Regions from separate parts of the Homo sapiens genome. Here regions 1, 2, 3 and 5 are each linked to region 4. A link is a contact called in ENCODE Hi-C or POLR2A ChIA-PET data. All regions are on one chromosome and are shown on one strand. The core of a region is the stretch at or near the end of the contact, and the rest is flanking DNA. Distances in the headings are between cores, read along the strand shown.

Region 1 (4,971 bases), core at 1,824-4,323, 920 kb after region 4:
GGCCGAGGCGGCGGGCGTGGAACTGCAGAAGAAGGCGCAGGCACTGCAAGAGGAGTGTAGCTACCTGTGGCACCGCCAGCAGGAGCAGGTGGGCGAGCTGCTCGGCCAGATGCAGGGCTGCGGCGCCTCGCAGGCGCAGGCGCAGGTGCAGGCCGCGGAGGGGACGCCCTCAAGTGTGACGTGATGTCACGGCGTCTGCACTGCATGAGATCTGCGGCAGCTTGAAGGCCATGCGGTGCAGAGCACGCTGCAGTTTGAGGAGTGGTTCCAAGTGAGGATGGACCGACTGTCTGAGGCAGCCAAGGTGAACACAGACTCCATGTGCTGAGTGCAGGAGGAGATAACTGAGTATCAGCGTCAGCTTCCGGCCGAGACCACAGAGCTGGAGGCACTGAAGAGCACCATCGACTCACTGGACAGGCAGTGTTCTGAGCTGGAGGACCGTCATCAGGCCGACATTGCCTCCTACCAGGAAGCCACTCAGCAGCTGGACGCTGGAACACCAAGTGAGAAATGGCGGCCCAGCTGCGAGAGTACTACCAGGACCTGCTCAATGTCAAGATGGCTCTGGATATAGAGATAGCCCCTTACAGAAAACTCCTGGAAGGTGAGGAATGTCAGACTGGCTTTGGCCCAATTCCTTTCTCACTTCCAGAAGGACTCCTCCAAATGCCCTCCATGTCCACTCACATAAAGGTCTAAAGCAAAGAGAAGATCAAAGTGGTAGAGAAGTCTGAGAAAGAAACTGTGATTGTGGAGGAACAGACAGAGGAGACCCAAGTGACTGAAAAAGTGACTGAAGAAGAGGAGAAAGAGGCCAAAGAGGAGGAGGTCAAGGAGGAAGAAGGGGGTGAAGAAGAGGAGGCAAAAGGGGGAGAAGAAGAAGCAAAGTCTCCCCTAGCAGAAGAGGCCACATCCCCAGAGAAGGAAGCCAAGTCCCCAGTGAAGGAAGAGGCAAAGTCACCGGCTGAGGCCAAGTCCCCAGAGAAGGAGGAAGCAAAATCCCCAGCTGAGGTGAAGTCTTCTGGGAAGGCCAAGTCCCCAACAAAGGAAGAGGCAAAGTCACTGGCTAAGGCCAAGTCCCCACAGAAAGAGGAAGCAAAATCTCCAGCTGAGATCAAGTCCCCCCGGGAAGGCCAAGTCCCCAGCAAAGGAAGAGGCAAAGTCACTGGCTGAGGCCAAGTCTCCAAAGAAGGCCAAGTCCCCAGTGAAGGAAGAAGCAAAGTCCCCTGAGAAGGCCAAGACTCTTGATGTGAAGTCTCCAGAAGCCAACACTCCAGCAAAGGAGGAAGCAAGGCCCTCTGCAGATAAATCCCCCAAAAAGGCCAAAAGCCCTGTCAAAGAGGAGGTCAAGTTCCCAGAGAAGGTGAAGTCTCCCCTGAAAGAGGATGCCAAGGCCCCCGAGAAGGAGATCCCAAAGAAGGAAGAGGTGAAGTCCCCAGTGAAGGAGGAGGAGAAGCCCCAGGACGTAAAAGTCAAAGAGCCTGCAAAGAAGGCAGAGGAAGAGAAAGCTACCGCCACGCCAAAAACAGAGAAGGAGAGCAAGAAAGAGGAGTCATCCAACAAGGAGGCTCCAAAGCCCGAGGTGGAGGAGAAGGAAGCTGCCATCGAAAAGCCCAAAGAATCCAAAGTTGAAGCCAAGAAGGAAGAGGCTGAAGATAAGAAAAAAGCAGCCACCTTAGAGAAGGAGGCTCCTGCCAAGGTGGAGGTGAAGGAAGACGCTAAACCCAAAGAGAAGACAGAGATGGCCAAGAAGGAACCAGATGATGCCAAGGCCAAGGAACCCAGAAAACCAGCAGAGAGGGAGGAGGCGGCAGCAGCAATGGAGAAAAAAGATACCAAGGAGGAGAAGGCCACTGAGTTCAAGAAGCCTGAGGAGAAACCCAAGACCCAAAGCCAAAGACGACCCTCTCAAAGGAGCTCAGTGAACCTAAGGCGGAAAAGGCTGAAAAATCCTCCAGCACAGACCAAAAAGACAGCAGGCCTCCAGAGAAGGCCACAGAAGACAAGGCTGCCAAGGGGAAGTAAGGCAGGGAGAAAGGAATGTCTGGAGCAGCCAAAGAAACTCAAAAGGGTCCTGGAGCTCAAGGATCAGAGTAATGCAATTTTTACTTTTTATGTAAGAAGAAACTGCTTAGATGACAGGGCCTCCCTCTTCAAACAGGAACTTCATTAGCAATATGTTAGCAAAAGAGGGCAATCCCAGCCTCCTGCCCCCACACCCTCCCGAGGCGATGGACAATTATGTTATGATAGCTTATGTAGCCGAATGTGATACATGCCAAATGCCATACGTAAATACTTGACTATAAAAACTGCCCCCCTCCTTTCCAAATAAGTGCATTTATTGCCTCTATGTGCAACTGACAGATGACCACAAGCAGTTAGAAACACATTATGCTTGAGATGTCTTAACCTGTTCCCAAATGCCTTCTGTTTTCCAAAGGAGTGGTCAAGCCCTTGCCCAGAGACCTCTATTCTGGAAGAGTGGTCCAGGTGGGGCCGGGCACTGGGCACTGAATTATGCCAGGGCGCACTTTCCACCTGTGTCCAGTTTCAATTGCTTCTGTGCAATAAAACAAAGTGCTTATAAAACGACAAAAAGAAAAAAAACTGATATTTGCCAGGGCTTCAGTGATGATCAGAAAGGCCACACTGTGTGTCTGTGGCCAGGTCCTATTGATGTTTATCTTGGTTGTATCTAGATGATCACAGCAGAATTTCAGTATCAGTATCAGCAGCAAAATCAGATTCCACAAACATTGTCACTGCCAGGCAAAGAGGTGAGTGTTCTCACAAAAGCAGCCTAATGTTATCGGCCACCAATGCATGCACCATGGCAGCAGATGTACTCTTTTCCAGCCAAAAAGTCTGTCTCTGAGAGCTTGTTCCTTTGTCAGGTGTTATCTCCTCCAAGGCAAAAACTGAGTTTTCTTTTCCTCTTGGGCTTCCCACCCACAAAGCAGAGAGGACAGAATCGGCCCACAGTGCCAGTTCCTGTGTGAAGCCTGGGTTCCGGATATGAAAGTCACTGACCTTGGAATTCCCCCAAGCGTTAAACACCTCTGAGAGAAGGGGTACATGCTTGTTGCTAGCTGTATAATCATGTGCTTTAAGGGAAAAGAGCTTTGAGCCACCACATGCTAGAAACACGAATTTAGGCATGTCATTTCATGTCTTTGCGTCTCGGTTTCCACATTTGTAAAAGAAGACAAATGCTTTGTTCTCAAGCCTATTGTGAGGTCAAATGAAGTGACGTGTGTCCAGGGTCTAGCACGATGCCTGGCCCTAGGAGATGCTCAACAAATGTCAGCTTTCTTCCCAGATTGCCTCTATGTTCCTGATAATGAGGCCAACTTAAGAGAATAAAAGAGACAAAATAGAGAAGTTTCACCTTCGGAAGTAAGTCAGGAGAACTCAAGCTCAGGGCTTGAAGACTTCGTAGCAGAGAAGTCGTGAACTGTAGATTGAGAAGAACTAGGAAACTTTATATGATTCCTTAGGTATGCGTTACTTTTCTCTGCTTTTTATTTTTGTTTTTGTTACCCTCCTCTTCCTAGTTATTTCTCAGGATTGCCTAAGTATAAAGCCAGCAGGGCCTGTGAGATTGTGATCTAAGAAGCTGTGATGTAGGGAGCAGGGGGAGACAGAGCCCTTTCTCAGCTGTTGGGCTTGGGATATGAGCCCCAGAACACTAAGGAGGTGGCGCCTGCTGCCCAGAGTAGAGGAAGATAGACTGAGGCCCTAGCTCTGAACAGAAAGGGTGGGAGACATCGGCTCGCCTAGGCCAGGAGAGCGGCCACCATGGCTAAGTAGTAGGAAGTCTATGCAGCTCTCCAGCAAACTGCAAGAGCCCAAAAAGTGCTGGTTGTATGAATAACTGAACAAGCAAGGTGAAAGAAGTGATGATGTAATGGAATTCAAGCTAAAAAAAGAAACCCAGGCTTAAAATGCAAATTCTAACTTTTTCCTATTTAGTATCTGTGTGATCTTCAAAGTAACCTCTTTGGGCCTCAGTTTTGTCATGTCTGAAATGGTGAGGTGCAGCCAGGTGCCGTGGCTCACGCCTGTAATCCCAACACTTTGGGAGGTCAAGGCAAGTGGATCGCTTGAGGCCAGAGTTCAAGACCAGCCTGGGCAACATAGTGAGACCCTGTCTCTATAAAAATGAAAATTTAAAAAAAAAAATGATGATCTGTGGGAAGGAGTTACAATCTGGCCTGCTCACTTATACTCAAAAGTTTGTGGTGAAGACTAGATGAGGTCACCAAGAAAACACCTACACCGAATGCCGGAAATTTCAGGACAGCATCGTGATGGTGAGGGTGGCCGTAAAAAACATCTGGGGAAAATCACTCAAGGGAAGACTTCTGGGGTTTGGTTCAGCCCTGGCCAGATCCCACTCCAGGAGAGAGGGCAATCTCTTCAGTCAGATGAGCTGATCATCTCAGGGCAACCCAGCGAATGTATCCCTTTCTGGCAGTTTCCAGGGTAGCTTTTTTCAAAGGACCGTGGGCCAAAGTCCCTGCCTGCTGCTGCCACCCTCTGGCAGCAACCTGAGCCACACTCTTGTCAATTTCACTGGTTAGAACATCTTTTACACATTCGTTTACATTTGCATAGTGTTTTCCAGTTTACACTTCTTCCCCCCTCAAGAATGATATTCTTTTATCCAAACAATATCCTTGTGGCATACACATTTTTGTAGTTGAAGAAACCAAGGCTTGGGAAAGGTAAATGGTTTGTCTAAGGAGACTTAGCAAGGAGATGAGACCAGGCTCTCTGATTCCAAGACCTGTGTTCTTTTCACTGTCATAGGGGCATGTCAGTTAGTTCTACTTCTGTTGTTGCACTTCTCAAACTCTGACAGAATCGGATATGAACATGGAGTTCTCCAGACCTCCTCTCTCACCCCATCCCTCCAACACATCCCCAAATTCTCCAGACCCCATCTGTATCTGCAGCTGCCTA
Region 2 (4,956 bases), core at 1,013-3,512, 830 kb after region 4:
AGGAGGTGGAGGTTGTAGTGAGCCAAGATCGTGCCACTAATCATTTCTCTAATGATTAATGATGTTGAACATCTCTTTTCATGTCTTTTTTCTTCTTAAAGATGAGTATGTTTGTAAAGTGATGCAAATGACCCAGTAAAGCAAGAGCTTGGTGATGCAGGAGGTATCACGGATCTCTGCAGGGGCCATGTCCACAAGGAGGAGCAAAAAAGACTGAGGTCTACACTTCAAACCAAGGGTGAGGCTTTGATTATGGCAAGGACACTTCGACCTACTTACCTGGCCTGAAGAAGAGGAGGTACGTGGGAATGCAGGCTGGATTCTAGATTTGGTGATGGGAAGATGAGACCATTCCTATTTGAAACCTTCTATTTTTTCCATGTAGTAAGAGGTGAGTTCACCTGCTGAAGAGGGTGCAGTGGCAGAAAATGTAGAAAGTCTAAAGTAAGAACAAGAAGATATGAGTTAGTTACTCCAGAGAGTGGGAAACGGTCAGTGTTGAGGGAAGCTTTGAGCACTCTGGTCAGGCTTCTGGTCATGAATTCAAAGTGTGAGGGTCAGCCTGGCATAAGATTTTCTTTAGAAATATTTTATCTGGCCAGGTGCGGTGGCTCACGCCTGTAATCCCAGCACTTTGGGGGGCCGAGGTGAGCGGAACAGGAGTTCGAGACCAGCCTGACCAACATGGTGAAACCCTGTCTCTACTAAAAATACAAAAAAATTAGCTGGGTGTCGTGGTGTGCGCCTGTAATCCCAGCTACTTGGGAGACAGGAGAATCGCTTGAACCCGGAGGCAGAGATTGCCGTGAGCTGAGATCGCGCCACCGCACTCCAGCCTGGGTGACAGAGTGAGACTCTGTCTCAAAAAAAAAAAAAAGAAATATTTTATTTAGGCACATTGGATACAGGCAAGGAAAAACAGTTATTGAGGTTGTCAGAGAGAGGTTTTTGCCAAAAGAGAAAGGATGAGGAAATGGAGGGTATTTGTGAGGTAGTGTTTATCAGGGTGGGCTTTGGGCTGTAAGTCGGATCAGGAATGCAGTGAAGACAAGAGGCCTGCTAAAGAGTGACACATGATGTGTCTCAATGTAATTAAAGAGTCACAGCCAAAAGGGCACTAGAGCAAGTGGAAGAGAAGGACAGGAAATTAGTTGAGATTTTTTTTAAAGTCTACTTTGTTTTTTAGAGTTTTAGATCCACAGCAAAACTGAACAGAAAGTACAGAGCTTTCCCATATACCCTCTGCCCTCATATGTGCACAACCAACCCTGCTATCAACACACCCCACCAGAGTGGTACATTTGTTACAAGTGAAGAACCTCCAGATGAACCTCCATTGACACATCATTATCACCTTGATACAGGTTGGACATTTGTCCCCTCCACATCTCATGCTGAAATCTGATCCCCAATGCTGGAGGTGGGGCCTAGTGGGAGGTGTTTGGATCATGGGTGAATCCCTCATGAAGGCTGTGGTGCCGTCCTCATGGAAATAAGTAAGTTCTTGCTTTATTAGTTCTAGTGAGAGCTGGTTGCTAAAAATGAGAGATGGCAACTCATCTTTCTTTCTTGCCATATAATCTCTGCATGAGCTGGCTCCCCTTTGCCTTCTACCATGAGTGGAAGCAGCCTGAGGCCCTCATTATAAGCAGATGTTGGCGCCATGCTTCCTGTACAGCCTACAGAGCTCTGAGCCAAATAAACCTCTTTGTAAATTACCCAGCCCAGGTAAGACACACCCAAAGTCCATAGTTCACATTAGGGTTCACCCTTGGTGTTGTATATTCTGTGGGTCCTGACAAAGGTATAATGACATGTATACTCCAGTAGGGTATCACACAATATCGTTTCACTGCCCTAAAAATACTTTATACTCAACCTCTTCATCCCTCCCTTCTCCCAAACCTCTGGCAAACACCTTTCCTTTTAATCTCCATAGTTTTGTCTCTTCCAGTGCCATTTAGTTGGAATTATACAGCATGTAGCCTTTTCAGGTTGGCTTCTTTCATTTACAGTCCCTCCATGTCTTTTCATGGTCTAGTGGGGATTTCTGAGAGGGAAATTTCAGAGCTGGTGTTCTTCTTGGTGATGACAAAGTCTAAGCTGATTACAGGTATCGGTGGCTGAGACGAAGTGAAGGAAAAGGTTGCTGGAGGTGAACAGATGGAGGAAACCAGAGGCCAGGACGTTGGATGAGTCATCCTCGTGGTTCTGAAGTGAGTGAACCATCCCACTGTCAATCACCCTTGGAAGAGATAATGCCTGAGACAGGAAATGAGGCCTAAGAGGGACAAGAAGAGTTGCAGTTTCCTTTCCATGAGCCTTAAGAAGTGGAGCTCAGGGCTTTGTGCAGGGGTGCTGGGGTGAGAGGCTCTACGTAGGCTGTAAGTGATTGCAGAGCTCAGACATGGGGAGAGAAAGGTTGGCTTCTTCCTGAGTGAACAGGCTGGGAGGTGGACAGGATGGCATTCTATAAGCAGGCGAGGATTGCAGATTCTGTCTTCTCCTCTCTCTGACATGAAGGTTTATGCTATTTTTGTGGCTGTGTTGTAATACCCTTAACCTAAGCTTTAGGTACGAATCTTGTTAAAGATTAACAGTTTGGTTTTTGCTGTCATGGTGGGGAATGGAGGGAAGGACCTGTGGCCAGCTTGAGAGAGTCAGAAGAAAGCTGCTCCCAAGTGTGGTTGAAGGACTGCAGTGGAGTAAGCTGTGGCTGGAGACAGGGCCCGGCCAAGGGGGCTGGGCCAACCAGGGAAGACTTCGAGGGATGGGAGTTACCTCAGAAATACATGGGGTGAAATGTGAGGGAAAAACAAGTTTCCTGTAGTCAAAGGAGGCTAGGATAGGTTCCATCCCTTGTTTTAAAATAAGACAGTGACAGAGTTGTTTAGACAAATGCTGGTACAGACCTTACATTTGGATTATACTTGCATAAACAAGTGCCTGCCCCTCTTCCTCTTCATACCCTCTTCAAGTGACTTATTTTGTGGTCCTTTTCCCTCAAAGCTGCTCCTGAAGTTCATTTGCATACCATTTCTCAGTAGACAGAATGGGAGTCAGGGAAGCACCTCCACCCCTTCCTGACGGCCCACCTTTGCTATGGGTTAATGTGCCTACTCTGTGACACTCTATTCTCTGTGCGTGTGCCTCACAGGCCCACATAGGAGGACCAGAAGATGCAAGGACCTGGGTGTTCGAGGACCAGGGTCTGAGAGGACCAGGGTGTGCAAGGGCCTGGGTGTGCGATGACCTGGGTGTGTGAGGATCTGCGTGTGTGAGGGCCTTGGTGTGTGAAGGCCAGGGTGTGTAGGGACCTGGGTGTGTGGGGTGTGTGAGGACCAGGATGTGTAGGGACCTGGGTATATGGGGTGTGTGAGGGCCAGGGTGTGTGGGGAGCTAAGTGTGCGGGGAGCTAGGTGTGTTGGGATCTGGGTATGTGATGGCCAGGGTGTGTGGGGATCCCAGGACACAGGAACCAAGTTTGAGGACCCAGGTCTGCTTCCCATTTGCCATTCAGCACGTCACCACCGCCTGCTGGTGACAGGAGCGGCAGAAGGGTGCTCTGTAATGAAGGGGCAGGCCTGGAGCCAGCAAGTCCCATCTGCCCTTTACCATAAACTGTCACACAGCACTCGGAACAGAGTTTATGGCCTTGGCTGTGTTCCCATCTTCTGAGTCTCAGGCTGTAAATTATACCAAAGCTGTAGGTCCTGCTGGCTGGGCCCTGGCCACCCTGAGAGGTGGGAGAAGAGGGGAGGACAGATCACACTGTGGACTCCGTCCCCCTCCTCTTCTTTGTGTCTGTCAAAATCAAATTAAGATCAACATCCTGAGTGGCCTTGACGGGGAAAGAAGCTACACAGTGGCTGCAGGATTTGAGGTTTGGAGAGACGGTAGGAATGGAGAAGGGAGGAAGAGGGTCCTAATCTGTGGAACATTTGGAGGAGGCCAGGTCTGTTTTTAGCCTGGGCTGGTGGAGCTGTCTCATTCCTCCCCTCCTACTCTTGGCTAAATCACTCAGCAGCTGAGCCGGGGCTGGGGGTGTTTTCCTGCCCCTCCGCCCGTCCATCTGTCCAAAGGAGTGTCCTGTGCTCACCACACCCAGCTGCCCCCACCGAGCTGGGAGTGGCTCTGAGGCAGTTTGGAATAAGATCTGCTAAAAACAGAGTTGAGGGAAAGGAAAACATTGAATATTAACATAGCAGGGAAGATGGCTGAGGACTGAGAGAAGCACTGCATAAATCTGCATGGCTAATGCAGTCAGGAAAGAGAAGCTGAAAGCCCTGGGACATCAGGTCGAAGACAATGGGGAGTTGTGAACTTGAGGGCAGGAATACACAACAAGGGGAAGATGCTGTCATTTTGGAGTAAGAGGCATTGGGAAAGGAGGAAAGGGGGTGGAGAAGGCAGATGTGATTTTCTAAGCAAGTGAAAAGACAATGAGGTAATTGTTAGCCAATCGGAGGCAAGGATGGAATTTGAACCCAGGAAAGGGAATATAAAAGACCTCTAGGGAATTGAGAGTGCCACTTTCCTGTCCCCTGATTGAGGGGACTACGGAGAACAGGAAGGCCGGTTGGAGGCCTGTGCTTCTCAGTGCTCATGTCTGTGTCCCAGATTTCTCTTTGTGCTGTTTCCAGTGTGGGAATTGTGCTTGGAAGAACATCTCCATGGGCAGGAGGACAGCTCTCCCTGGGAGGAGACCTCTCTTTCTCTAGAGGCCTTTGTCTCCCTGAATCCCCTTCCACAAGGGCAAGGTTCTTGGCCAAACCCCCTTCCCTCAGCAGGTGTCTTCTTCCCACACCTCAGCCTCCATTTCACAGAATGTTGACTCACAGTCAGGAGAGACTTCCGGGATCCTTCAGGAATCCCATCTTTCACATCCTTGACAGGTGGCCATCCGGCTTCAACATAAGCACTTCCACAAACAGGAGTGCAGTTCCTCACAATGCA
Region 3 (5,215 bases), core at 1,448-3,947, 860 kb after region 4:
CACTCCCTGACCACCTGACTTCCAGTTGGGTTGGCCAATGGGAGGCGCCAACAAGGAGGAAAGAGAAGTTGGAGTTTTCCCACACCCTTTCCTGCTCTTGTGCTCTATCTTGACTGCAGCTGTTTTTCCATGGCTGCTGCTCTCTCCAGGGGACCCCTTCTCTACAGCTGCAGCTCTCATTGGACCCCTTGTCCCTTCTGGTCTAGGAGAGCAACAGCTTCCTGCAGTTCCTAGCCTCTAGGTGCCTCAACATCCCTATTGGCTTCCTTGACCTTGCCTACACTTCCTAAGTGGTCCCTCTATTGAAGTCTCTAGTTGAGCCATCTGAGTGACATCCTGCTTCCTGCCAGTTAACCGACTGGTAGAGAGGTGAACATACAGAAGTCATGTGAAGAGTCATTTTCCACTAAAAACAAGTTCTTACATCGTACTCGTTTTTTGTTATTCAACAAGATGTTCCTGACTTTTCAAAACCTTTCTGCCCAACTTGTTTCCATGAGCTTGTTTCATGGCAGCACCAGTGCTGACATCACATAGCACATGCCTGCCTCACGGTGGATGTTCTGAGAGCTCCTGCCAGCTCAGGGGGCTCAGATCCCTGGGCTGAAGGTACAATAATTGCATTGTGCAGGGGTCCAAGCCAGGTGCTCCCACATCTCAGGGCAGCACACAGAAGAGATGGCTTATTATTAATTCCCAGCCCTTCTCAGAGCTCCAGGTTGCACTCCAGGACCAGCCACAAGCATAGTACGATTTGGGGTGCAAAGAGACGGGTTCTCTGACTGTCCTTGGCATTTTCTTTACATACTTGCTGAAATTCCTAGAAGCCACTAGATTTTTTTTTCATAAGGTTCACATGGCCTAGCAAGGGAAAGCATCAGTGTTGATGGGGCTCAGGACATGCTAGTCCAAAATATTCTAAGCTGAAGGAATTTGAGAAAACAGCATGTGCAGGAAAGTCTCTCTAACCTTCCCCAATCTTCTCCATAAAACGTAGGAAGGATTTTCTCACCTTCCCCTGAAGCAGGTCATAAAACCTTCACATGAGAGGTGAACGGTTCCCTCCCTACACCCAGGGGAAAGGAGCATCCTTGTCCCTGGAGACACAGGGACATGGAGGGGAATCTGAACAACAAGGCTTGCTAAGTTTTCCCCAGTTTTGTCACCATTAATAGTTCCCTTTTGTCCTCCTCTCATATTTCTCCACGATTGTCCGTGCTTCATCAAACCTAGCATGAAAATATTCAGGCTTACCTGTTTCCTCATTTCCTGATGAGGGCTCCTGTGTCATGTAAAATTTATGTTAAATACATTGTTTTTGACCTTTCTTTTTTTTTAATCTGTTTTTTGTTACAGGGGCCTCAGCCATGAATCTAAGTTGGGTCAAGAAAAAGATATTTTTCCTCCCTTACAGTATGAGTGTGTGTGACTGCCTTTTCAGTGAGGGTGTAAATGGTGGTATCTGATCCTGCCCTGTAAGGAAGTGGGAGCACATATGGCTCTGAGACCCTGCCAGGTGGAAAGCACATAGAGGAAAGAAAGCTCCCTTTGAGGAATGGTCCCTGTGAAGACTTCCCCTTAAGAGAAGTTACCCCTGAGGAGAATTACTCCTGAGGAGTGCTCCCTCTGAGGAGAGACTCTGTCAAAAAAGAAAAAAAAAGAAAAAAAAAAAAGAAGAAGAACTTGACGTGTGAAGCATGCAGGAGCTGTGCTGAGTACAACATCCATGTGTCTTGTTTCGGTGGCTATCTTGGGTCTCAGTCCACCTGGAACAATGGACGGGTTGTTGACTAGCTGCCTTGCGGTAATCTCAAGGAGTGCTCCTCCTAAGGAGTGTTCCCCCCTGAGGAATGCTCCCCCTGAGGAGTGCTCCCCTGAGGAGTGTTTCCCTTGAGGAGAGTTACCCCTAAGAGTGTTCCCTCTGAGGAGAGTTCCCCTGAGATGTGCTCCCGCTGAGGAGTGCTCCCCTGAGAAGTGCCCCTGAGAAGTGCTTCCCTGAAGGGTATTCCCTCTGAGGAGAGGTCCCCCTGAGAAGTGTTTCCCCTGAGGAGTGCTCCCCCAAGGAGTGCTCCCACTGATCAAGACTCCGTTAGCCTTTCCAGCACAGATTCTCCTCTGAGCTCCAGGTTGAGGAAAGAGTCCCTTCTCTGGAAGGGGGGACTTTCTGGCTTTAAAAAGGACAGATTTCTCTTCTAACATCTAGGCAGCTCTTGGAGGCTACTAGTGGAGGGCTCCATGGGATTGACAGCTACTTAGGAGGGCACCAGGCCAGCTGCCCTGCATGCCACAGCCTCATTTCCTCTGCTATGGGGCTCTAAGGCCCAGTATATTCTGAGCAGGGCTGGCCACAGGCAGAGCTGTGTACGGGGTGGGTTGCCCCAACTCCCTTCCCCACATTAATCTCCTGCCCCTTTCTACCATTTCTATGCCTTCAGCACCCTTGCCAAAATGCTCTTCCTTCCATACAAAAAGGGCTGCACTCAGCTTTATTCATAATAACCAATTCTTAAAAGCAACCAAGATATCCTTCAGTAGGTGAATGTGTAACCGAGCACGGGTCTGGCTGCTTTGCCACTTGCAAGGTCCAATGACAAGAGTGAGATATGGTAGAAAGAAAGTGACTTTATTAACCAAAACTAGTAAAGCAGAAGTGAAAGTGACCAGATCCCCATCCAAAGTAATCACTTTAAATTTCTGGGGAGAAAACAAGAGTTTAAAAAAGGGAACTTGGCCAGGCATAGAGGCTCATGCCTGTAGTCCCAGCACTTTGGGAGGCCGAGGAGGGCAGATCACAAGGTCAAGAAATCAAGACCATCCTGGCCAACATGATGAAACCCCTCTCTACTAAAAATAAAAAAATTAGCTGGGTGTGGTGGCGCTTGCTTGTAACCCCAGCTACTCGGGAGGCTGAGGCAGGAGAATCACTTGAACCCAGGAGGTGGAGGCTGCAGTGAACCAACATCACGCCACTGCACTCCAGCCTGGCGACAGAACAAATTCTGTAAAAAAAAAAAAAAAAAAAATAAGAGGAACTTGACATGTGAAGCATGCAGGAGTTGTGCTGAGTACAAGATCCATGTGTCTTGTTTGGTTGCTATCTTGGGTCTCAGTCCACCTGGAACAATGGCCGGGTTGTTGACTAGCTGCCTTGAGGTAATCTCTGGAATTTTGCAGCTGGGTCTCCAGGCTTGGTCTTTCTGTCTCAAGATTAGCCCTTGGAAGGCAGCTTTTGATAATTTTTAGATCATACTATATTAAATCCCTGTGTATTCCATAAAAAAAAGATTAGCCCCTGGAACTTCTAAGTAAGAACATATTTAGATACTAGCATACAGTTAGATAAATGCAAAAGGAGTATATGGTGGGAAAGGGTGGGACATAGAGTCTACCTTAAGCTTACAGGAAAAGGCTTCTGCAGTTTGCTTCAAGGTTGTATTTAAAGACTAGGGAGAAAAGAGAAAGGGGACATTTAAAAAAAATGCATTTTGAAGTTAAGCTATTTGGTTACAAATGGATAAATAAACTATAGTAACATCCAGACAATGGAATATTATTCAATGTTAAAAACAAATGAGCCACCGCACCATGAAAAGACATGGAGAAATATTAAATCCGTATTACTAAGCAAAAGAAGCTAATATGAAAAAGTTACATACCATATGACATTCTGGAAAAGGCTAAACTATGGAGAAGTCGAAAAGATCAGTGGTTACCTGAGGTTAGGGGGAAGGAGGGATGAACAGGCAGAGCACAGAGGATTTTCAGGGCAGTGAAACTACTCTGTATGGTCTAATAGTGGATACATCTCATTATGTATTTGTCCAAACCCACAGAATGCACATAAAGAGTGAACCCTAATGTAAACTTTGGATGACAATGATGTGTCAGTGTGGGTTCATCATTGTAACGAATGTACCACTCTGGTGGGGGATGTGGATAATTCAGGAGGCTATGACTTTATGAAGGAAGTGGGTACATAGGAAATCTCTGTATCTTCCTCTCAATTTTGCTGTGAACCTAAAACTGCTCTAAAAAATAAAGTTGTTGTTGTTGTTGTTTTTAAGCTGCACTCTTCTGTGATGATTTGCATTTTAACAGTATTCAAACTCTTAAACCAGAGGTGAGCAGCCTTCTTTGCATACCATTTATTTTCCATGAAATGAAAATGCAAGGAAAACAACATAGATTCTCAAGACTTGGAATACTTGCTTTACTGAATAAAAGAAATGTCAATGAGGAAACTGTCATGGCTTTTTAGTCACTAACAAGTTAGTATCTGGACATTCATCCTGAAAATCATTCACCAGTCTGGTGGTTCTTCCATGTAGATCTCAGTCCTCAAGTTGCTCATCACTGCTTCATGCTGAAAAACATAATGTTTTTGTTTGTTTGTTTGTTTGTTCGTGACAGGGTCTGGCTCTGTTACTCAGGCCGGAGTGTGGTGGTATAATCATGGCTCACTGCAACCTCTGCCTCCTTGGCTCAAGCAATCCTCCCACCTCAGCCTCCTGAGTAGCTGGGACCACAGGTACATGCCACTACGCCCGTCTAATATTTTTGCATTTTTAGTAGAGATGGGGTTTCACCATGTTGCCCAGGCTGGTCTTGAACTCCTGGACTCAAGTGATCTGCCCTCCTCAGTCTCCCAAAGTGCTGGGATTACAGGCATGAGCCACGGCATCCAACGCAACATGAAGCTTTAATAGTGGCATTTCGGCTGGGCGCGGTGGCTCACGCCTCAGCACTTTGGGAGGCCGAGGCAGGCGGATCATGAGGTCAGGATATCGAGACCATCCTTGCTAACACGGTGAAACCCCATCTCTACTAAAAATACAAAAAAAAAAAAAAAAATTAGCCTGGTGTTGTGGCGGGCACCTGTAGTCCCAGCTACTCGGGAGGCTGAGGCAGGAGAATGGCGTGAACCTGGGAAGCGGAGCTTGCAGTGAGTCAAGATCGCGCCACTGCACTCCAGCCTGGGTGACAGAGCAAGACTCTGTCTCAAAAAAAAAAAAAAAATAGTGGAATTTCAGGCCAGGCACAGTAGCTCATGCCTGTAATCCCAGCACTTTGGGAGGCTGAGGTGGGCAGTTCAGGAGGTCACGAGATCGAGACCTTCCTGGCTAACACGGTGAAACCCCATCTCTACTAAAAATACAAAAATTAGCCAGATGTGGTGGTGTGCGCCTATAATGCCAGCTACTCAGGAGGCTGAGGC
Region 4 (4,958 bases), core at 590-3,089:
GCACCCAGGGGGTTCCCTTTGCTCTTACTACTGAATTGTCCAGCATGCCCCAACCCATGGCAGGCGCTCAGTAACTCTGATTTCCTTCCATCCTTCCTTTTCTATGTGGTCAGAAGAGTGGTGTGACAGAGAGGCCCGGTGCTGGGAATCCACGTTTGCCCTGCTGCCAACTTGCTGTGTGGCTTTGCGCAGCTCACACAAATGTTGTAGATCACTAAAATGTTGCTTATAAAATGAAGGGGTTAGTCTAGATTCAGTGTTCCAAAACCCTGAAGGAACAAACTCTGATGTGATGAGAATCTCTCAGGAACCTGGTAAAACATCCAGCTTCTTGAGAAGATTTTTAGAGATTCCCTTAGAATTCTGGAGACCTGGAATGGGCTGAGGTTAGAATTTGTCTTTTAAATGGGTACTTTGGGCGATTCTTGACATTAAGGTGGTCAAGAGCTCAATGAGCTCGAAGGTCCTTTAGAGCTGTAAAGTCCTGAATGCTCTGGTCCCACAATCCACATCAAGTGTGTGTGTGTGTGCGTGTGTGTGTGCACGCGTGTGCGCGTGTGTGTATATGTTTTGAGAGGGAGAGAAGTTGTGTCTCCGGACTGATTTAACTGTCAACTGGGCACTCGATTTCAAAAAGATTTGAGGCTGTTAGCTTGACGTTGCATGATCATCTCACGTCCTGGCAGCCAATCTGCAGGGGTGAGCTGTTTGTCGCTTTCTCCTGACTCATGTTTGCTTATCTCCAGAAAACTCTGCACCTTCCAAACGGGCACTGCCCCAGGGCCTGCAGCTGGAGTGTCCCAGGCAGCCATTCTCGTAGGCAGCGCTTTCACAATTTTCTAGAAAATTCACCATTTTCCCAGCCCCACTCAGCATGGGTAGGGGCTCCACCAGGCCATGTGTGAGGGAGTCAGCAGCCAGAATGTGGAGCCCAGAGGCGGGAGGGGGCAGGGGCACACACCAGAGGCAAGAGGCTGAGCTGGTAGGGGTGGTAAGAGCACTTGTCTTTGGAATCAGAAGCCTACTCCCTGAGTCCCAGATCTGCCAATTACAAATTGCATGCCTTGGGCAAATTACTTTACATGTCCAAGTCTCAGTTTCATCATCTATAAATTATCTGTGCAGAAGGCACTTCTGAGAGTTCAATGAGATCATGGCCAGCCTGTATAGTAAATAGTGAAACTGACCCAGCTCACAAGTGGTTACCATCTCCATACAGCATTGTTTCCCAGTTCTCTTGAAAGCTACACCTGCGTACCACCAAGTTTCTAGACTAAACCCAGTTTTTTTCAGACACATAGACTGTGGAAATGCAAATACTGTAACATCCGGAGAGCACTGTAAGTTACCCTCCCTTCCTGCCTGTTTTCAGCCTTATCAGTAAAATCACTGAATCCCCTAGGCCTCAGTGCCCAGCCTCAGGGTTTGTTGAGAGAGGGAAGACCCAGAGGGCAAGGGTAAAGATTGACCCAGAGACTCAGAGGGTAACAGAGCTGTCCTGGGCTCAGGGAGCTGCAGGTGGGCTCTGCAGGGCATTGACCGTGTGCTTGTGCACCTCTGGGTGTGTGTGTGCTTTCCTTTGTATGTAATTAGTTGTAAATGCACATATTGGTATGTGTGTGTAGCAGGTGTCCACACTGTCTGGGTGTATGTGACCCTACAGAGTATTTTTTCTCCAGAAGTCTCCTCCCTAGCTCATCGAATTGAAGCCCACACACTAAAAACGGGAGGCTGTGGTTTTGATTCTGGCTGTCCCCTAGTCCCTGCCTATCAGGCTACACGTGGGGACTGCAGGCCCCGTGGGTGGCTGAGGAAATGAGTGGGTGAGTGGGCCTCGTTGTGGGTACTCCGCTGCCTCTGCCAAGCTCCCTAGCCTCCTCCCCCTCCCCCTTCAATTCAACAAGGCTCTCACTTGCATTATTCCGTGAAGCCTTATGAGAAACCTGTACAGACACTAGCATTAAAGAGCCAAAGATTGCCAGAGCCGAAAGAGATCTTAGAGATACATAGTCCTACTTCCTACTACAGAGGAGGAAACTCTAAAGCACAGAGAGGTGAAGTGACTTGCCCAAGGTCACACAGCCAGTTGCTGGTATTCTCCTTTATTCATGGACGAGCATTTGTTTGCATTCCTGCTATGCATCTGGAACTGTGCCAGGTGCTGGAGAAGATGCCAGGAAGCCTAACTCAGGTCAGGAGCCAGAGGAATTATTTAGGAAATGACATTTAAGCCATCACTTCCCAGAAGGGTGACTGACAACAACTAAGTCGGAAGAAAGGCCCACGCAGGGGAAACTCTGCAGGGAAGGGCTCCGAGGTTTGAAAGAGCTTCACATGTTCAAGGAGGACAGGAGCGAGGGTGTGAGGATGGGGAGATAAGTAGAGGCCAACTCGTGCAGGGAATGTGAATGTTATCCCACACACTGAGGGAACATGTAAGCTGGGGAGGGCAATAGTTTTAAAAGACCATTTTTCAAGAAGACACTGGCGGGAGCAGGAGCAGAAGTAGAGATGAGCTCTGTGCTGTTCCTCCTGTGCTGTCACAGGCAGGCACAACCTCACTACACCTCACAACAGCCCTAGGAGGGGTGCTGTGTGCCCTCTTCTTCCAAGAGGCCAGGGCCTGCCTAGATGCCGCTCAGCTGGCAACCTGTGGAGCCAGCACTCCAATTTCACACTTTTGCCTGCTAAGCCTTAGTCCCTTTTCTTTAAATTGTCTCCCATTTACTCTTCAGCCCCCTGGGATAGGGCTTTGTCTCCTCTGCTCCCTGCACCTGACTCTACAAAGTCACAGTGATGTGCGGCATCCATTCGCCTGTCTGTACAGGACTTGATGCTGCCAACCGCTCCTCCCCTGGCTCCTAGGACATTGCATTGTCCTGGTTCTCCACCCGCCTCTCTGTCCACTCCTCAGCCTTCTCCGGTTTTTCCACCTTTGCTAATTCTTCCTGGATAGATGCTCCTCAAGGAATCTGTCCTGGCTGACTCTTGCTTGCTTGGGTGCTTTACACCACAGAGGAGGCTCCAGTTACCATCTCCTCACTGTGATTCCCAGTTGTCCATCCCTAGCCGGCCTCCTGGTCTGGAGCTCTGAAACTATACTGGTAATTATCTGCATCCTCTTCTGGAAATCAGCATGACCAAAGACCCCAGACCTTCTATCCATGTTTTCTTCTCTTGGTTAATGACATCACCGTCTACCAAATTTCCCACTGCAGAAACGTATTCCCACGCCTCTCCCTACACATCATTTCTTCCACATCTAATCTGTCATATGTCATCCAATATTACTTTCTAAATCCTTTTTCAGTCTTTCTTTCCCATCCCTATGGCTACTACCCTAATTCATGTCCTATCAACCTCCTTGGCAAGGTATACAGGGCCCCAGGGGTGAAACTAGGATGAAGGGGCCTATGCCCATTCATCATGGCCTGTCATAACAGGAAGCCAACTCAGAGGCATCAGGCCTTCTTCCAGAGAAAGAATGTCATCTCTGTGCAGGGGTGGCTAAGAGAAGGCCAGCTCTCCCTAACCCAATGAGACCAGCATGTGGGTTTGCACAAATCTGTCCTGGGTAGGTCTCCCTGCCCCTCTCTCTCACCAATATGGCACTTCCCTCCCCAAAGGGACCCATCACTGCCAGCCATGCCCCATCACATATTCACACAACTCACGGTTGCTTAACCTGGTGGACAGATTCTAAGATGGCTCTCAATGCTCCCTGCCTCCTGGCATGTAGGTCCCTTTGTCTGTCTCTCTGTTGACTGTGGGCAGGACCTATGACTTGCTTTTAACCAAAAGAACACTGCAAAGGTGGTAGGATGTCATTTCCGTAATTATATTACATGAATTATAATTTCAATCTTACTGAAAGACTCTCTCTATTGCCTTCTTGGCTTGCATCCTTCAATGAAGCAAGTGCCACTTCAGAGGGCTCCATGTGCGAGGAACTGAGAGTGGTCTCCAGTTGACAGACAGTGTTGGCCCTCAGTCTAACAATCTGCAAAGAAGTGAATTCCACTAGCAACCACATCAGTGAGCTTGGAAGTGGATTCTTCCACAGTCGAGCCTCAGATGAGAGCCCAGCCTTGACCAACACCTTGACTGCAGCCTTGAAAGCGACCCTGAAGCAGAGAACCCAGCTAAGCTGTGCTCTGATTCCTGACTCTCAGAATATATGAGATAATAAATGCATGTTGCTTAAAAGTGCTGAGTTTGTGCTAATTTGTTACAGGACAACAGGAAATAAATACACTTGCTGTCACTTACGTGTGAACAAAAGGAGGTGAGCTCTTTCTGCTGTAAGCAGGGGCATATAACAAACAGATGTGCACCAACCTCAGCACAAACCTCAGGACCGCCTCATCTTACTGGCCTTACCTGTACATTTCCCACCATGCCAACTTCTCTCTCACTCCCTGTACCTATATTTTCTCTGCTTAGAATGAGTATCTGTCCCCTTTTCTTGGCCTGTGAAGTCCCTTTTATCCATCCTGGACTGCCTGAAATGACACTCCCTCCAAGAAGCCCTCTGAGATTGACCCTTCCTATGGGATCTCATAGCTCACTAAGTATCCCTCCACCCTGAACCAGCTACAGGATCTTGTGGCTCCCTGCCCTGAGGTCTCACTCACCACTCAATGCCCCACACCTCATTGTATTCATCATTTTATACCCAGGGCCTATTAAGTATACGATGCAATAACTATGCACTGAATGTGTGAATAGTTCAGCCTCACATACCTCCTCTACCAGGAACATCACAGCCTGCAAGGGAGCTGTGTGACCATCCTGAGGGGAAGGCAAGGCCTTGCTGTCACCATGGTGGCCTGCTTTAAGAGTCTTATCATATGATATTTATGTAAGAGAGGGAGCTACCTTGGAAGGAGAGCAGATCTGGGTGAATGAAAGGCCCTTTTGTTGTGCTCAGAGCCAGGATGGTTTTGGATATGCAAGAT
Region 5 (5,139 bases), core at 2,593-5,092, 660 kb after region 4:
TTCAAATCTTGAGCAAATCACTTGCCTTATGTCTCAATTTCCTCATTTATAAAAATGGTAACAATAACAGTAGAAACTTTCTTATCTGACACAATTTGGGCTGTTAGTTGATCAATTAAGAGAACATGTCAGGTAAACGTGGGAATCATAAAAAGACTTCCATGGATCTTAGACATTTTATTTCTACCTCAACATATACATGCACATTCATTCACCAATCTCTTGACACAGGCCCGAGCCTTCCTGTTGAATATGGGTCTGCTGCCTGGAGTCTCTTGCCACTTTCTTGCATAAACCAAACCTATAATGTCTACTCTACAAATTTCAGGTTTGATTTTTTTGAAATGGAGTAAGAACTTAAGCATTTGTGAAGCCAACGGAGTGTAGAGTCCTCCCATGTTTCTGTTATCCTCCCCACCCCGCTCAATCTTTTACAGTTATTTTGCCCATACCTAAATTGATAGCATTTTTTTAAAAAGCAATTTGCTTTTATGAGTTTTTTCCAGAGAATTCATGTTTTTATTGATACATCTTACTTTTTAAAATTGTGGTAAAAAGCATAACATTAAACTTACCATCTTAACCATTTTAAATGTACAGTTTAGAAAGTATATTCACATTGTTGGGCAATAGATCTCCGTAACTTTTTCATCTTGCAACTCTATACCCAGTATACACTAATTTCCCCTCCCCCCCAGCTCTTGGCAACCTTACTTTTCTACCTTCTGTGATACTTTATATGAGTGGAATCATACATATTTGTCCTTGTGACTGGCTTATTTCACTTATGTCCTCAAGGTTCATCCACACTGTAATGTATGACAGGATTTCCTTGTTAAAGGCTGCATGATATTCCATTGTAAGTACATACCACATTTTCTTTATCTATTCATCTGTTGCCATCAACAAAAGGTCGGTTACCTCTACCGTTTGGCTACTGAGAATACTGTTGTGATGAATATGGGTATGCAGATACCTCTTTGAGATACTGCTTTGAATTCTTTTGGATATATACCCAGAAGTGGAACTGCTGGATCATTTGGTAATTCTATTTAGTTTTTTGAGGAAACTCCATGCTGTTCTCCTTTGCAGCGGCACCATCTTACATCACCAACAGAGTACAAGAGTTCTAATTTCTCCACATTCTCAGTAACACTTGTTATTTCCTATTCTTTTGATAGTGGTTACCCTAATGCACGTCAATTGATATCTCATTGTGGTTTTGATCAGTGCTTCGCCTACGATTAGCGATGCTGACCATCTTTTCATGTTTGCTTTCCATTTGTATATCTTCTTTGGAGAGTTGTTTATTCAAGTCCTTTGCCCATTTTGTTTTAAATTTTTACAGGTTTGTGGGAAACACGTGGTGTTTGGTTACATGAATAGTTCTCTAGTGGTGATTTCTGAGATTTTGGTGCACCCATCACCTTAGCAGTGGACACTGTACCCAATGTGCAGTCTTTTATCCCTCACCCCACTCCTACCCTTTCCCCAGAGTCCCCAAAGTCCATTGTATCCTTCTTGTGCCTTTGTGTCCTGGTAGCTTAGCTCCCACTTATGAGTGAGAACATACGATGTTTGGTTTTCCATTCCTGAGTCACTTCACTCAGAATAATGGTCTCCAATTCCATCCAGGTTGCTGCAAATGCCATTATTTCATTCCTTTTTATGCTTTGCCCATTTTAAAATCAGGTTACTTTTTATTGTACAACTAAGTTACTTATATATTCTGGATACTAGCCCCTTATCAGATACATGATTTTTAAATATTTTCTTCCATTTTGAAGGTTGTCTTTTCACTCTGTTAGTTTTTCTCCTTTGACATGCAGAAATTAAGTTTGTGTAGTCCCATTTGTCTATTTTTTTTTTTTATTTTGTTGCTTGAGCTTTTGGTGTCACACCCAACATATTATTGCCAAATCCAAAGTATTACAGCTTTCCTCCTATGTTCTCTTCTAGGAGTTTATAGGTTTAAGTCTTATGTTTAGGTCTTTAATTCATTTTGAGTTAATTTCTGTAGATGGTGTGAGGTAAGGGTCCAGCTTCATTCTTTTGTATGTGGACATCCAGTTTTACCAACAGCACTTTTGAACACCCCTTTGGCATTCATATTTCATTGGTTTACATACTATTCAACAAACTTATTATAATCATAGTAACCAGTACTGTTGGCACAAGTAGGTTGGAGAATGCACAGAACAGGGTGGACTCAGGTGAGCATCACCTCTCTGGGTGGAGCTGAGCCACCCAGGTGTTTACAAGACTCAGTAGTCTACAAGCCCTAAGCAATGAGTGTATGCATTAATCACCCCTTTTTATTTTCTGTTTATTGATGCTTTAACATCTGGGTCTTGCTAATCCTGGAGAGACTGCCCCTGCCAGGGCTAACCAATTCCTAGAGCTAGTTAAGGACTCTCCTGAGAGAAGCCTTTCGTATGCAAACCAACCAATCCAGAGCCTACACTGCACAACCTCCTCCACTGAATTCTTGCACTAAGGACCACTACTCCCTTTCCCAAATCACCCAGGATTAGGTACCAGACAACTAGGGACAACCCCTATGCCCTAGAGCTTGCTGAAATTATTCAACCTAGCCAATCCTAAGCCTGCCTACTCTGCCTCACCTATTCCTTCCTGCAAAAACCACAATAAAGCCCCGTGCCCATGTTTCCCCTGTGCCTTGACCCTGGTGCTTCCCTGCGCAGCCTCCCATGGTGGGGTACGTCCCTCCTCTTGGGTTCTATGAATATAACAAACCATCTTTTCTACGGCAATTGTCTCCTGATCTGTTGGCCCTGCCAAACCTAAATAATACTAAAACTTTCATTTTAAAAGTGTGTCACACACACTGGTCTGTGGGTTAGAGGAAGTGAGTGGTATTTTTTGAATGATCCAGTTTTGTGAAGAACAGGCAAGAGTGCTTCTGCTGTAAATCCCTTTGGGTCACTTAAGATTGCAATCACATCTATGAGGTACTTGTCTTAGTGCATGGCACATTGTAAGAGTCCAATTCACAATTTGGTACTGAAGCCACAGCAATGAATGGTTCCTATCCTCCCATCATTTTCAGACTATCAGACCATCTGTCAAGGGACCTTCACTTTGCCTAGAGAAGGAGAAGATGACCCCTGGGTCCTGAAAGAGAAGTACAAGTTAGGAGGAAGGAAGGCTGGATAGAAATAAGTTTCTAGGCAAGCAGATACTATGTGCCAAGGCCTACAGACAACTCAGCAGCAATTGTGCTTAGCACAATGCCTGGGCACACAATAAGTATGCAAGTAAGTTCCTGTTTTGTTTTTAATTTAGTTTAATGTTATTAATATAAATTTATAACTTAAATTTTAGGCAGGAATGGGTTCAGAAATAGGTGGAGGATTGCTAATGACCAGCTCTGACCGTGTTACCGTTGTGACATGAGTGGAACCCTCCCGGTTCGCTAAGAAGCATGCAATGATGGCTCATTTCCTAGAGCAGAGCATTAACTGTGCATTTACAAAGTGCAAGTGCCTTCTACATGCCTGGAAGAGTGCCAGTCATTGGGTAATGTTAGTGACTGGGACACGGACCCAGCCCTTGAATAACTCCACAACATGAAGTTGGTCCCTGGAAAGGACACAAAAGACAGAGAATGCAAACGAGGCCAAGAGGAGAGTGAATGGCGGAGGCCAGCCAAGGGCAAGCAGCTGTTCCAGGGGCCCGCAGGGAGTTGGGTTCTCGGTATTCACTCCTGCCCAGGCCTGCTGACGCCAGCGGCCTAGGGAAGACGATTGTTTTTCTATTACAGGGGCTGCTACCTTCTGGACTGATTTGGCCCCAGACTGCATCATGAGTCAGAAAAACCACTCCGTTCCAGTCACGATATGGTCACAGAACTTTGGTGTTTCCTCAACTGCAGAGAGGAACAATATCTAACTTCTCTCTTTCCTGAGAGGAGTCCTGTAAGGTCATGGGAATTCCCTGAAAGAGCAGGAGGCCTTCTGTAAACAATAGGATCCTAGCCCTCACCTTTCCACCCGGTGGGAACTTCAACATTGATCCCATCAAATCCATTTCTTCTCTTATCATTAGTGAAAATCTGCAATGCTTTTACAGGATTCAAAGAGATCAGAAGGTGCTAAAGTTGCTGCTGGAATCCAGTCACAATCCCTCACGCTGAAGATATGAAAGGACAGAGGCCAATATCAAGCTCCTCACACAACTTCAATTTAAATTAAACTTCCTTTAATGAAATAAAAAACAAATGGTGCATTGCATAATATTTGTGGTCACAGTATAAAACAATACAATTAGTTCATATAACATTGGATATGGACAAAAATACACAAGATCCTTTCTTTGTCTACGGAAAATTCTGCAGATCCTTATGTGCCACACTTAAAAAGAAAGTCAGCGTTTTCTCTTCTAGGGATCTGCACACATATTTATCACTGAGAATTTGGTCAAACAGTGGAGGAGAACTTACCCAAATCCCAGTTCCCTTCTTCCTCTGTTGTCATCGGTGAAGCTAAAAAAAAGTTTTCTGAAAGTAGCAAGTTGTGTAGTATTGCTTATTATTCCTGCCAAAAAGGCTCAGTCTTTGGCTCACAGATGTCAGTGACAAAATCATGGCTGCAGGCAGTCTGCAAAGCAAGAAGCAAGGGCCACCGGGGAAACAAACGAAGGTCTGGGCAGGAGGGGCCTCCTCTACCAAGATCTCAGGGAGCCCCTCAGATGGTGAGGGTGAGGGGGGGAAAGACACTCAAATAAATACATTTTTAAATTAAAATTTAGCCCAGTTGGTGAGTCAGAGTTCTACTGTCCCATGAAACATCTCAACAGTTGTTAAAAAGTCGATTTGCATTTTTTTTCAAAGTGAAACGTGTATGTAAACATCATAAAGTAAACAATTTACAGGAATTTCGAGGCTTCTATCTGAACATAGCTTAGGCTCTTTCTGGGGCTATTTTTATGATTAGGAAAAAAAATCCCAAACTTTTATAAAGTTCCTTTTTGTTAAGAAGTGCAATTCCACCTGTGTGAGACGCGGCTGGGTCTCTCTTTCATTCACACCAGTGCTGCTGGTAGGAACCTGTTCTAGAAGAGCACTTGTCGCAGGGGTGGGGTGGGGAGCCCTATTTGGTACAACAAAAGAGTGCATCT

The links. A loop is a pair of places that touch in the nucleus more often than their neighbours do. ChIA-PET counts read pairs that join two places held with the same protein, here RNA polymerase II (POLR2A). Pooled maps may share reads with other maps.
Region 1: a loop to region 4 is called in a map with no recorded cell type, with 12 times the contacts of the local background. The contact joins two enhancer-like sites. A Hi-C loop is called at or near these places in 2 of 37 single-sample maps with no recorded cell type and 10 of 50 pooled maps. POLR2A ChIA-PET finds 5 or more read pairs at or near these places in 2 of 52 experiments (activated CD4-positive, alpha-beta T cell and activated T-cell).
Region 2: a pooled map shows a loop between it and region 4 (13-fold over the local background). The contact joins two enhancer-like sites. A Hi-C loop is called at or near these places in 6 of 37 single-sample maps with no recorded cell type and 9 of 50 pooled maps.
Region 3: a map with no recorded cell type shows a loop between it and region 4 (4-fold over the local background). The contact joins two enhancer-like sites. A Hi-C loop is called at or near these places in 2 of 37 single-sample maps with no recorded cell type and 2 of 50 pooled maps. POLR2A ChIA-PET finds 5 or more read pairs at or near these places in 2 of 52 experiments (WTC11 and activated CD8-positive, alpha-beta memory T cell).
Region 5: a pooled map shows a loop between it and region 4 (2.5-fold over the local background). The contact joins two enhancer-like sites. A Hi-C loop is called at or near these places in 3 of 50 pooled maps.

What each region holds. Positions count from the first base shown.
Region 1 is chr1:116,737,038-116,742,008 of GRCh38, reverse strand. It overlaps the pseudogene NEFHP1. Among named protein-coding and RNA genes, the nearest start is that of CD2, 15 kb to the left of the region's middle. RefSeq lists enhancers at 2,925-3,134, 3,603-3,902. Within about 2 kb of position 3,073, at least 5 of the 41 ENCODE cell types and tissues checked have a DNase peak (open chromatin) inside an H3K27ac peak, as active enhancers do.
Region 2 is chr1:116,824,682-116,829,637 of GRCh38, reverse strand. No RefSeq gene overlaps it. Among named protein-coding and RNA genes, the nearest start is that of CD2, 73 kb to the right of the region's middle. RefSeq lists an enhancer at 2,057-2,246. Within about 2 kb of position 2,262, at least 5 of the 41 ENCODE cell types and tissues checked have a DNase peak (open chromatin) inside an H3K27ac peak, as active enhancers do.
Region 3 is chr1:116,792,398-116,797,612 of GRCh38, reverse strand. No RefSeq gene overlaps it. Among named protein-coding and RNA genes, the nearest start is that of CD2, 41 kb to the right of the region's middle. Within about 2 kb of position 2,697, at least 2 of the 41 ENCODE cell types and tissues checked have a DNase peak (open chromatin) inside an H3K27ac peak, as active enhancers do.
Region 4 is chr1:117,651,077-117,656,034 of GRCh38, reverse strand. No RefSeq gene overlaps it. Among named protein-coding and RNA genes, the nearest start is that of TENT5C, 48 kb to the right of the region's middle. RefSeq lists enhancers at 1-44, 863-1,022. Within about 2 kb of position 1,839, at least 11 of the 41 ENCODE cell types and tissues checked have a DNase peak (open chromatin) inside an H3K27ac peak, as active enhancers do.
Region 5 is chr1:116,989,419-116,994,557 of GRCh38, reverse strand. It overlaps PTGFRN (prostaglandin F2 receptor inhibitor), which reads right to left. Exons shown (of 9, transcript NM_020440.4): 9 at 4,205-5,139. Among named protein-coding and RNA genes, the nearest start is that of CD101, 9.8 kb to the left of the region's middle. RefSeq lists an enhancer at 3,278-4,477. Within about 2 kb of position 3,842, at least 15 of the 41 ENCODE cell types and tissues checked have a DNase peak (open chromatin) inside an H3K27ac peak, as active enhancers do.